Regions from separate parts of the Mus musculus genome. Here region 2 is linked to region 1. A link is a loop called in an ENCODE intact Hi-C map of the cell type or tissue named here. Cell type or tissue: left cerebral cortex. All regions are shown on one strand. Each heading gives the region's core, and the rest is flanking DNA. Links, peaks and the distances in the headings are about the cores only. Region 1 holds the start of P4hb (prolyl 4-hydroxylase, beta polypeptide). Region 2 holds the start of Arl16 (ADP-ribosylation factor-like 16).

Region 1 (6,582 bases), core at 2,097-4,596:
TACTTAATCTTACAGCTCTGAGTTTGTCCTAGGCAGCTAAGTGTGTGAACTCAGACCCTAAGTTCCAAGTGTACAAGCCTACTGCCAACAGCTAGGACTTTGCTCTGGCTCCTCCCAGTGCAGGTTAACTCAGAGTGGCCTCAAAGTGCATGATGTGTTTCCTAGGTCCCAAGTCTAACCAGATCCTCCCAATCTCACGCCCCCTAACCTGCCTCTGTGGAGAGCTGTTGCAAGGCCCTCAGGAGCCAGGCATTCTCCACAGCAGCTCCTCTCTGACTAGGACTCCCAGGAATTGCCTAGCTTCTTGGCTCTTCAGACACCTATAGACAGGCCTCCTCTCCTGAGGAAAGTGATGGGCTGTAGGTAGTACCAGTTGATGAGCAGTCAGCTTCCATGCTGTGTAAACATCTGCTATTGTGATTTACAAGACCCTTCTCTGCCCAGCACAATCCTGTACCAACCAAAGCTACCATCCCCATAGCCGTGGACACCATTCTGCTTCCCGCTTGGCTGTCATCAGCTCTTTCAGTTCACCCTCCAGGTCAATCAGTCTTGGAGTCAATCTGCTGTCCACCCTACTGGACACCCTGCCAGGTGTGTCCCTCCAAAAGGGAGTTGCTTGGTTCTGAGAACTCTTAGGAATAGTCAAAACCTCCAATAACTCAACCTATAGTTGATGAGCATCTTCTCTGAGTAAGACTCCTGCCTGAAGGATATTTCAATGCATTTCCAATGGCCCAGAAAATGTGTAATACTCAGTGTGGGTCTTACAGGACCTTGATACTAGGTTGTCCAAACTAACACCTCTTTTCAGCAATGGCAGCTGCTCTTAGAAGAAGTAAGAGAGGCCTTGGGAAACAGAACTAAGTCATCAGCTGGGCCCTCAAGGGCTTGTAGATGTTCAGGTGATCTGACCTGCATTCTCAGGTTGGGACATACTACCCTTATATTACTACCCATATATTATCTGGCCACTCAACAAACCCAGAGGGCCCAAGAATTTTAGGCCTCTCTCTGACTTCTTTCCAGTGGTTGATTGCCTGGTAGAAGCCAGTGCAGAGATAGCAGACTTTTTTTTTTTTTTTTAAGATTTTTTTATTTATTTTTGTTTTTTCAAGACAGGGTTTCTCTGTATAGCTCTGGCTGTCCTGGAACTCACTTTGTAGACCAGGCAGGCCTCGAACTCAGAAATCCACCTGCCTCTGCCTCCCAAGTGCTGAGCCACCACGCATGGCTTAAGATTTATTTTATTTATGAGTACACTGTAGTAGTCTTCAGACACACCAGAAGAAGGCACTGAATTCCATTTCAGATGGTTGTGAAACACCATGTGGCTGCTGGGAATTGAACTCAGAACCTCTGGAAGAGCAGTCAGTGCTCTTAACCACTGAGTCATCTCTCCAGCCCTGATAGTAGACATTTGAAGACATTCTTTAGTCTAAGATCCTGTGATCATCAGGAGAGTGTCACAGCTGCCCCTCTGTTCCTACAACGTCAGCAGCCCTACTCTGTTATGTGGATATGGCAGCTGCCTGCATTGAGAGCTTTATCCATTCTGTGTCTGACACAGAGCCCAGAGGCAAACTGAGACTCAGCCCTGGTCCTGAAGGCAAGTTGTCTTTAAACTATCACACTCAACTCCCTCCCCTGCCCTGTTCTTTTCCCTTCCATAGACAAAACATCCCACGCCTAGCATTTAATTACCAAAATCCTGAAACTTTTTTTTTTTTTTTTTTTTTTTTTTTTGAGACAAGGTCTCAAGTAGCCCATGTTGTCCTTCAGCTCCTGGTATATTTTACTATACCTGTAATTCCAGTCATTTAGGAGGCAGAGGCAGTACAATTGCTCAAAGTTCGAGAGGCCAGGCTAGTCTACATAGTGAGTTTCAAAAAAATATATAGGGCTAAAGAAGGGGGACAGGGGAGACACAAAAACAAGACAGAAAGAGCTAATCCACCTGCCTCTCTCAAATACTGGGATTACAAGGGAACACTGCCATACCAGCGAACATTCTTCTCTTTTTTCACTTTTTGAGACAGGGTTTCTGTGTAACCCTGGCTGTCCTAGAACTTGCTTTGTAGACCAGGGTGGCCACACACAGATCCAACTGCCTCTACCTCCTGAATACTGGGATTAAAGGTGTGCCACCAGTGGCCCGCTCTTTTGTCTCTAGTTCCAAATAATGGTTTCTAGAACAGCTCAAGGCAGCTAAAAAAATCACTGGGAGATAGCAGCATCATATATGAAGCTATTTCTATTGTACCCAAGTCAGGAATGTGTACAGGCACTAAAGATAGGCAGAGAAAAAACCAAGCACCTAGCCAAGCTGCTGCTAGATTAGGTACTCTTCCAGGGCAAATTCATTCATAGCTCTCCTAGGCCTGCAAAGTCATCCCGTATATACTCGAAGGTTTCCCAGTGAGCTCCGACCAGGATCTGACTCCCTCTCTGCCTACACTGAATGGGTTGGGGCACAAAGGACTTGGTCTTCAAGGGAAGAAACTCACACTAGATAAGAGGAGTTTCTAGTAGGAAAGGTAATACATGCATGTCCTTATTGACAACGTTGCTAAAGAAGCTACTGCCAGGCAGTGATGGCACACATCTTTGATGCCAGCACTCTGAGGAGGCAGAGGTAAATGGATCTCTGAGTCCAAGGCCAGGTTGGTGTCTATCGAGTTCCAGGGCTATACAGGAAAACACTGTCTTGAAAAACTAAAAACAATTAAAAAAAAAAAAACTATCAAAATACAAAACCATATGCCATATTTCTTGTTTTTTATCCATTTCTGAGAGCAGTGTAGTACTAGTCAATCTATATACTTAATATTTGGGTGTTTGCCTTTTCTAATGACCCTTGACAATCAGGATAGTTTTCGTAGTGGGAAGTGAAAAAAGAAGATGCTTCTAGGAGTGAGCTCCCGGGCTGGGCGTGGAGAGCAGGTCGGTTGACAGCCGGGGAGCAGTAAAGAAAGAGAAAGATGGACCGAACACGGACAGGGACTGCTCACAGCTGTAACTACAGCACCCAGTGGGCCGGTGCAGATCTTTTAAGTATTTCCTCGGGTTCCAGGCCAGCCTGTGTACAATGAGTTCCAAGTCACTAAGGGATAGAGACACAAAGTAGAAGATGATTCTGGAAAAGGAAGTCCAACCGAGACAAAATGTGACTCTCGTACGTAATGGAAAGGCTGATTCACAGAAGCCAAACCTTTTTATTATTCAGCCCAACGAACTCAAGAGCCATTTCAACATGTGGTCAGTATAAAGCGGACGGCACGGACTGCTTTCTCCACTTCCCCAGCAGCTTCCGCAGAGGTCTCGGGCACCGAATTCCGAATGGTGGACAGGAGCCTCGGACGACCACGGGGCGCCCGAGAAACGTGCCCGCGGCGTGGGGACACGCCTGGCAGCTACCGCAGCCGAGAAAAGCACAGAACACCGACCCCGAAACTAGGGTCCGTCACCCAAGACCTGGGCAGGGACCGCACGAGCCGCACGCGCACCGGAAGTGGCGTCCCTGGCTTCCTTGAGGAGACTTGGGGGCGGTGCCAGTACGGAAACGCGGTCCAGTCAGAATGCAACACGAGGGGCTTCGGAGGCGCAAGCGTAGCCCCGCCCAGGGGTCCGGGACTCCGCCCACTGCCACGTTCGACGGAGAATCGGGCTGGGTACGCGCATCTCTCCACCAATCAGGAGCCACGAGGCCGGGCAGCGGAAAGCCGCAGCCATTCCAGACGTGTGGAAGGCGTGGGAAAAGTCGCCAGTCAGAAGTCCAGAAAGAGAAAGTTGGCTTTCGCCAGCGAATCAGACGCTGGGGGACATTGGGTTTGTGCGCGCGCGCGCGCGCCGTGGCCAATCCCAGGCAAGAACCGAAAGGCCTCCGGGTCTTTGTCGACTTGGTGGCCCAGCCTTGAGTGGGTGTCCAGTCCCCGCACGGCGAGGGCGGGTCTCTCAGCTCCTTGGCCAATCGGAGGGCGCGGCGGGGCGCATGCGCACGGCGGCTGACGCGCGCAGCGAGGGGGAGGCGTGGGCGCGTCCCCGGCCCAGGATTTATAAAGGCGAGGTCTGGACCGACGCGCGCTCTCGTCGCCTTGGCTGTCCCGGCGGCGCCAACCCAACTGCCCCGCCCGCTGCAGACGTCCGACATGCTGAGCCGTGCTTTGCTGTGCCTAGCCCTGGCCTGGGCGGCTAGGGTGGGCGCCGACGCCCTGGAGGAGGAGGACAACGTCCTGGTGTTGAAGAAGAGCAACTTCGAGGAGGCGCTGGCGGCGCACAAGTACCTGCTGGTGGAGTTCTGTGAGTGCGCCGTGGGCCTGGGCGGGGGGGGAAGGGCCCCTTGTCCACGGACTCCTCCGGGCCGCCCTCTGCGGCACCCAGCACTGTCCTGCGCGGCCGGCCCCTCTTGAGTACGGTGGCCCGTAGCCCTCAGCTTGCCCCACGGAACACGGACTGGCCGGTCCAGAGCTGCACCTCGCGGGTAGCACCTACTGTAAGCTTCTCTGCTTCCAGTTGTCCCAAGAGCATCCTTCCTACCCAAAGTAGAAGTCGTTGTAGTCAGAGCTCATTGAGGGGGACTGCGGGATTGAGAATCAAGAAGGTATCTTTGTGCACGACGTCCACATGGCCAGAACCTTCTGTTAGCTGGGAAAAACAGAGTGGGCTGTGTGAGCAGTTAGCAGTTCCGATAGAGTAGATCAAACGCTCTTTACTATGCCCACCCTACCTGTAACTTGCCGTATACCGGGAAGCAAGCCAGATCTAAGCCTTTACTTCTGCTTACAAGTGTGTGAGCTCCAACACAGCTGCCAGGTTGCCTTGACAGATTGTCACATTCCCATAGTAGAAAGAACAGCTTTGGATAGGCATCTGGACACGTACTTGCTACATATAGTGCTGGCCCAGCAACCTTTTAACTTTTCCTAGATTCTGAGTGGTAAACCCCAGGTATACACTGACCCTGATTGCTGGGGGCAGTACGAAGTTACAAGTCAAGGATGATTTTACAGTGCTGGTGGTCACAGGGCAAAGTAGGGATTGGGGTTGGTTTGTCACTCGTGGCCTCTGTCCTCATATTGCCCAAGAGCACCAGCTATCAGTGCAGTCTCTTGACTGCATTAAGAGGGGTTATCTTGGTATGCTGATAAGGTTTTTATGAAAGGAAGTACAAAGGGAAGAAATAGACCTGGATAGAGGACTACCTTCCAATGTCCTGGTTTCTTTTACAGATGCCCCGTGGTGTGGCCACTGCAAAGCTCTGGCTCCCGAGTATGCCAAAGCTGCCGCAAAACTGAAGGCAGAAGGCTCTGAGATTCGACTAGCAAAGGTGGATGCCACAGAAGAGTCTGACCTGGCTCAGCAGTATGGTGTCCGTGGCTACCCCACAATCAAGTTCTTCAAGAATGGAGACACAGCCTCCCCAAAGGAATATACAGGTGTGACCCTAGAACTGCCCTTTAATAACTGTGTAGGCTTTGGGAGCAAACCCACAGGTGGGGGAAAAAAGGCAGGGAGAGGCCCTGTTCTCAAGTGGGTTCTATATCAACTCTTGCATGTGGGAGCTGGGGAAAGTTCCTCCTTTGGAGTACTTCACAGGAAGTGTCACATCTGTGATGACCTGAGTAGCCTGCTGGCTGAGTTATCTGGTGATTGACCAATGAGGAGGAGGAGGCAAGTGCTTTGCTCAACACACGGGGCTTTGAACTATTGGTGCTTCCAGGAATGCAGTGCTTCCAGATAGTGTAGGCGTGACACTTGGGTGACGCTTTGTAGCTGTCACTCACAGGGTGTCAGTACCAGGCCAGGTATTCATGATTCTCACTGCATTTGTACCTTTGGGAACCTTTCATAGTTACAGCATTCTAGTTGTTGGTGACTAAATGCAAATCCAGGTGGATCACCCAGCCACCGCTAAAGGAATTTTTGTGGAGCCTGGACCTTGATATAGGCAATTCAGTTAGTTACTACAAGCAAAAGACTTGGGCTTCAGCTGGAGGCGGTGGCACAGACCTTTAATCCTCCCGTTTGGGGGTAGAGGCTGGTGGATCTCTTTAGTTTGAGGCTAGCCTGGTATATAGAGATACATACATACATATACTCATGCAGACATACACACTCACATATGTCATATAAAGTATCTATATATCTCCCCTTGAGAGCAGTAGTGTGCCACTCTAGTCACCTTCCTAGGCTATCTGTGGTCCTTTTTAATATGACTTCACTATTGGAGTAGAAAGTTCCTGTCCACCAGGCAGTGGTGGCACACACCCTTAGTCCCATTACTTGGGAGGCAGAAGCAGGCAGAACTCTCGAGGCCAGCCTGCTCTACTGCTCTACAGATCAACTTTCAAAACAGCCAAAGCTACACAGAAAACCCTGTCAATTAAATTAAAAACAAAAACAAGTCGGGCGTTGTGGCGCACGCCTTTAATCCCAGCATTGGGGAGGCAGAGGCAGGCGTATTTCTGAGTTCGAGGCCAGCCTGGTCTACAAAGTGAGCTCCAGGACAGCCAGAGCTATGCAGAGAAACCCTGTCTCGAAAAACAAAAACAAAAACCACCAAGGCTCTTTGCCCAGACCTTG
Region 2 (5,835 bases), core at 1-2,500, 110 kb after region 1:
GACCCTCTGGAGAGAGGTACTACTTGCATCTGCTTTAAAGATAAAGGAGGTAGAGAATGCCCTTTGTCACAGCTTGCTGGGCACTTTAAAATGGCATACCCTGCTGCTTCTCAACAGAGTCCCATCATTTAGAAGTTTTGTCCTTTACCTCTTAGCTGGGTAATGTAATGGGTCCCTTAGCAAGCTCTAGAAGATGAGGGATGATTTCTCCATGTCAAGTGGTACCCCCAGCCAACACCTCTTCACACTCGGATCACCCCTCCCTTACGAAAGTGAGCTATCCCAAGATACACCACCCTTGTTACTCATTCAACAAGTTAGTGGATTCATACCTGACGTGCTGAACCTCCCAGGATATGAGACTAAGGTAAACATCTCATCATCTAAGATTCCCCTTTGAAAACCTTAGCTCAAAAAGGAGCAAGTGAGCAGCCTAGGATGGGGCCTGCTCCTGAACACATTTATTGAGGGAATGGTGCATGCATGTCAAACTCATTTTTCCCTCCTAAAATTTACACTGTCCAGGAACCTCAGATAGTGATATCAACAAGCACCTTCAAAAATGAGAAATACATGTCTTCTCAAACCCCCAGGCACTACCAGAGCGCAAGAGGCTGAGGTCCTAGGAAGCATTCCCCAAGGGGCTCGAAAGGTTTAAGGAAGGCAGTATCGGTTCCACCCTGCGAAAAGGTATCGGGGTCTGAGACCCGCATGAAGCTAAGATCTGAGTCATGACTTCATGACTCAGGACTTTGGCCCAATCGGTTCAGGACCGTCGGACCCGGAGGAAGAGAGGTCCGTCACGGACCCCCAAAGAGCATTCGTCACTGGAACCCCAGGACTCAGTGTACAGCCCGGGCGGCCACACCCGAGGCCCGGGAACCGTGCAGTGCTCCCCGGAGGCCGACGGCCGGTCTAGGTGGCCGGCCCGCTCTCCTGAGACCTACGGAGGCAGCATCTGGCCGGTGCGCGCGAGGGAGCTGACTTGGAGCTGACGGGCGGACGCGTTACCTAGGAGACGCTCGAAGGTGCCGCTGCCTCGCCCCATGGCGACCCCACTCCGGACCGACGCTGCAGTCGCTCCCTCTTTCGGAGCTGACGCGCCCCCCAACTTCCGCTTCCGCCTTTCTTTTTCTGCTCGCGCACGCGCAACGCCTCCGCGCCGCCCCGAGTCCTGCTCCATGGCGAGACTTGCGCTTACACACTGACTCTGAGCGTCCATTGGACCGCTCAGTCCATTGGGACTAACCAATGAGCAGCCTGGACGAGCGGTCTATCCAATGAAAGCTAAGCGGAGGCGGGCCTCATTGCGTGGTAGCTCGGAGGTACAAGCGCGTTATCCGAGGAAGGGATGTGTCTCCTGCTTGGAGCTGCTGGGGTCGGGAAGACCCTGCTGGTGAAACGCCTTCAGAATATCCTTCCGCGCCGAGTGGGCAGGCAGGGAGTCCCAGGCAGGGTGGGGAGGGAGCACACCGGGGTCGCTCATCACGGGAACTCCTCCCTCTGCCACGCCATGGCCCTTGACCGCCGGGACAGCTGAGCTCCGGAGATGGCAAAGGCGACCTGGGAGAGCCCCCACCGACGCGGCCCACGGTAGGTGTCGGCCTCTCTCAGGTCATGCATGCCCTTTGAGGCTTGCAAAGGTCCTCAGACCTCTTCTAATGGAAGCCGCGGTGCCTGTGGTCAGTAGGTTGGGTACTGTCTGCGGCAGAGGAACTCCCATCACTAGACTTCTGAGTGTGGAGAACCCGAAGCCCGTCTTCCGGTGGGCACCTTTCTCTCCCATCCCTAGAAATTCATTCCCTCGTCACTCTCAAGGCCCATCTCTATGGTTGACGTTGGCCTGGAGCCCCCAGAGAGCTGCATTTCTTGGTGGCGAGAGCAGAGGGCTTGAGCAGTTGTCACTGGCTGTGGATGCTTAGCTCCCTCATGGCGGTGCTGCCATCCAGAAGCTCACCACAGCACACCGCTTGCGCTGGTCTCAGTGCATCGTGGTTTTTTCCATAGGTGGGCACCAACCTTACAGACATTGTGGCCCACAGGAAGATCACCATCCGAGAGCTCGGGGGATGCATGAGCCCCATCTGGTCCAGTTACTATGGAAACTGCCATTCGCTCTTGGTGAGTTAATACTTCAAGCTTCTTTGGAGGTCAGTTTTGTCTGACTCCCTGAACCATCAAGTATTGGCCCTGCTTTTCATGGGATCGGGTTTGGGGGTCTTTGATGACTGTGCATTGGTCTGATTTCCTGAGCAGGGCTCAGATTCTAGGAGGCTTGTTGAAGGCACAGCATGTTCTATGCCTTGATACCTGAATACGACCAACACTTTACATCCCTCTTGTTGGTCCTATCTGTAGAAGGAAGGGGCATCAAATTCTGGGATGAAGAGCTGATGGCCACAGTAGACTTAATTTTACTTAAAGACACCAGTGACAGTCATCCTCGTACAACTCCCCCTTGGCTATTTCCAAAACCTGTTGTTTAAAAGCCAATCTGGGGCTGGATATGTAGCTCAGGAGAGTGCTTGCCCTAGCTACACTTGAAGCCCTAGGTTCAAACTCCTGCATCATAAATTTAAATCCACTTAAAAAGTTGTCTGTGTGCTTTTGTGAAATGACCAGACAGGGCTCTGGTCAGGACTATCTTCTGTAGCATGTTTTCCTTTTCTCCCTAGTTCATGATGGATGCTTCTAACCCCACCCAGCTCTCTGCATCCTGCATGCAGCTCCTGGGTCTCCTTTCTGCAGAAGAACTTGAAAAAGCCTCCGTCCTCATACTCTTCAATAAAATGTATGGGTCTAAGGGCTGGGCAGGATGAAGGGCAAGGTATCCCAAGGGGTTGCTCTACTTGAGTACAGCCAAGACCATAGGGTCTGCAGCGGGGAGGTGCAGCTGTGGGTAGAACAACTTTGTGGCGAGCACCACTTTGACGAAGTGCTTCTTCAACTACAGTGACCTACCCTGTTACATGACCATGGAGGAAATGAAGTCATTGATGAGGCTTCCAGACATCATTGCTTGTGCCAAGCAAAACATCACCGCAGTAGAAATAAGTGCCAGGAATGGCACTGGCTTGGCAACAGTATTGCTCTGGCTCCAGAATCAACACAGGCACAGCAGTTGACAGCAAGATGGAGAAGTATGGCTGACCCCACCCAGTGCCTAGGAGGCAAATGCATGAGAGCCTGAGGTGTTTGATAGGAGCAGGCCACCCAGTGTATCTGCAAGTGATGGGGGCTGTGCTGTGACCAGTAAACAAGCATACACTTACAAACACCACTGTCATCTCACTTCTGAACAATGGTCCCAAGACAGAACAAACTGCAGGTGTCTTCACGTCTCCCACCAAGAAGTTGGACCCACTGAGGGCTTTGGACTGCACGGAGCCCAGGTCATTTTTATAGTACAGACTCTGCCTTTCTGAGTTCCTATATCCTGACCATGTTGCCCAGAAAAAAATATAAAGTTAATGAAGAATTGGGAAGTGGGCCGGGCATGGTGGCACATGCCTTTAATCCCAGTACTCGGGAGGCAGAGGCAGGTGGATTTCAGAGTTCGAGGCCAGCCTCGTCTACAAAGTGAGTTCCAGGACAGCCAGAGCTACACAGAGAAACCCTGTCTCGAAAACCAAAAAAAAATTTGGGAAGTTGGGGAGGGGTGAGATGGCTCAGTGGGTAAGAGCACTGGCTTCTCTTCAGAAGATCCTGAATTCAAATCCCAGCAACCGCATGGTGGCCCACAGCCCTCTGTAATGAGAGCTGACTCACTCTTCTGGAGTGTCTAAAGACAGCTACAGTAGTGAGCAGAGGTTGAGTTCAATTCCCAGCAACCACATGATGGCTCACAATCATCTATACAGCTACAGTGTACTCATATACATAAAATATAATTTAAAAAAAAAAAAAAGAATTGTCTTGGCCTGGAGAGATGGCGCAGCACTTGAGAGCTGTCTGCTTCTAGAGGTACTGAATTGTACTCCCAGCAACCATATGGTGGCCATACTGAGATCTGATGTGCTCTTCTGGCTTGCAGGTGTACATGCAGATACAGCACTCATATACGGAAAATTAATTTTAAAGAAAAAATAGAGTTGTGTCTCAAATGGGAAAAAGTAGGCAGGATGTGGTGGCACGTGCCTGTAGCTTGAGCTACTCGAGAGACAAAGGCAAAAGGATCATCTTAAGCTCAAGAGCTGAGCTTTTCATAGAGATGGGGGTGAGCGGGACGGGTGTGGTAGAGCATTTCTCTAATCCCAGCACTTAGAAGTCAGGCAGGAGAATCTCAAGATCTGGCTGGCACAGTGAGAAACTGTCTCAAAAAAAAAAAAAAAAAAAACCCAAAAAACAAAAAGCCAAAACTCTGGGGGAGGGGGAGTGTGGTTGTGACCTCACCAGAAACAAGAATGTTCTCATTGATGGATTTATTCAATAAACTTTTATTTCTCATGTACAGGGGTATATGAGGTCCCACAAGTGGACAAGAGAAGGCACACAGGAGGTGGTAACATTCTACTGGGATAGCTTGTCAGGTGCATCAGCATGATAATCTTCTAGGCTCATCTGCTGAGGAAAAACCTGCAGCAGAGCAGTACATCAGGGTGCCTGATTTTCAACCAGGACAAAGTGGAGAGGGCTGGGGAAGCCCTTATGTCTCCTGCCCCTTACACCATGAAGACCTTTACACACATGAAGACATATATGTACCTATGTGTCTATATGAATCACCAATTATTCAGTAATGATATAATGGTGGACAGGCTCCAGCTTACCTGCCAATATTTAGTGTTCTGAGGGTCAGGACTCCAAGATGGCAGCAGAGACCAGACCTGACCTTGGAGTGGGCAGGGAACAAGAGCAGCCACATCTTCCATACCAGAAGTGAGGAATGGGGAAGCCAGACAGGTGGCTCCACACATCGTTCTGGCCAAGGTCAATCTGAGATGGCTTAAGCACAGCAGGAAAACATCCATTTAGCTGGGATATTTTGTGAAAAAGCAGCACTCAGAAAACAATCCCTGAATGCATGGGTGTGGGCATCTTTAATAAACATTACAGAAAGTGGGAGGAGTCAAGCACATATAGGCACAGGCACATATAGGCATGGGCTCTGAGGGATAATTACCCAGAGTCATTTGATGTAGCGCACAGTTGAGCTTTGGATGTGTGGCCACATTGCTTCTAAAGAACTCAGAAGCCTACATACTCTGATAATGGTGGCTCCTGGGCCCTGGCCCTAGTCCTGATGTGCAGTGGAAAGTCAAGTGGCCGATGCACCCTGCTCTATTCTGGCCCTTGCTACTGTTGGGTGTGTGTCTGCACACTCACTCATCTTGTCACATTGACACGCATTGACTAGGGCCGTGGATAAGCATGTTGGAGAGCAACGGCCCAGACTTCAAAGAGCAAAACTTTAATAAACTTCACTCTGGAAAATGCACATTTGGAGCACTCCACTAGGCTCCAGGACCAGCTTTGCTGGACGGAGGCTCCTAGGTCTGCTAGAGGACTGTGGGCTTCCCCAGCAGGGTCCAAGCTTCGCTCTTTTGATGTCTAAGTAAGGTTTTTGAGACTCTCTCAACCTGTTCAGGCAGGCCATACATTTGCTTCAAGTCAAGACTGGCTTTGAACACCCAATTCTTTCGCCTCTACCCTCTTGGTATAAATACTCTACTCTGTCAACCATTGAAACCTGGTTTTCATGTGTATACCTCAAGGCACTCAGTCAGTACTGAAACCCCCTCTCTATCCAAACCAAGAGTGGGCTGGGAGTTCTGGTCATTTGTACAGAACCCTGCAGGCAAATAAAAAAAAAGTGCTGATTGCCGCCCCCACTTG

Evidence for each region. Peaks named below come from ENCODE experiments on the same cell type or tissue, not always from the same donor. Only the 100,000 strongest peaks of a DNase experiment are listed, where the experiment ranks them.
Region 2: a loop joins it to region 1, with 7 times the contacts of the local background. A loop is called at or near these places in 2 of 42 quality-filtered maps.

Annotation. Positions count from the first base shown.
Region 1 is chr11:120,570,374-120,576,955 of GRCm38, reverse strand. P4hb (prolyl 4-hydroxylase, beta polypeptide) reads left to right here and starts at 3,703. Exons shown (of 11, transcript NM_011032.3): 1 at 3,703-4,299; 2 at 5,229-5,435. The coding sequence starts at 4,149. In left cerebral cortex, for the core only: a CTCF peak has its summit at 3,584; a DNase peak (open chromatin) is centred at 3,772; H3K4me3 peaks cover 2,246 bases; H3K27ac peaks cover 1,507 bases.
Region 2 is chr11:120,462,940-120,468,774 of GRCm38, reverse strand. Arl16 (ADP-ribosylation factor-like 16) reads left to right here and starts at 1,175. Exons shown (of 5, transcript NM_197995.2): 1 at 1,175-1,412; 2 at 1,535-1,593; 3 at 2,008-2,121; 4 at 2,676-2,791; 5 at 2,954-4,449. The coding sequence starts at 1,352. The coding sequence ends at 3,125. Hgs (HGF-regulated tyrosine kinase substrate) reads right to left here and starts at 1,140. Exons shown (of 22, transcript NM_008244.3): 1 at 1,012-1,140. The coding sequence starts at 1,048. Ccdc137 (coiled-coil domain containing 137) reads right to left here. Exons shown (of 6, transcript NM_152807.3): 6 at 4,421-5,835. In left cerebral cortex, for the core only: a CTCF peak has its summit at 1,337; DNase peaks (open chromatin) are centred at 1,220 and 1,995; H3K4me3 peaks cover 2,206 bases; H3K27ac peaks cover 1,558 bases.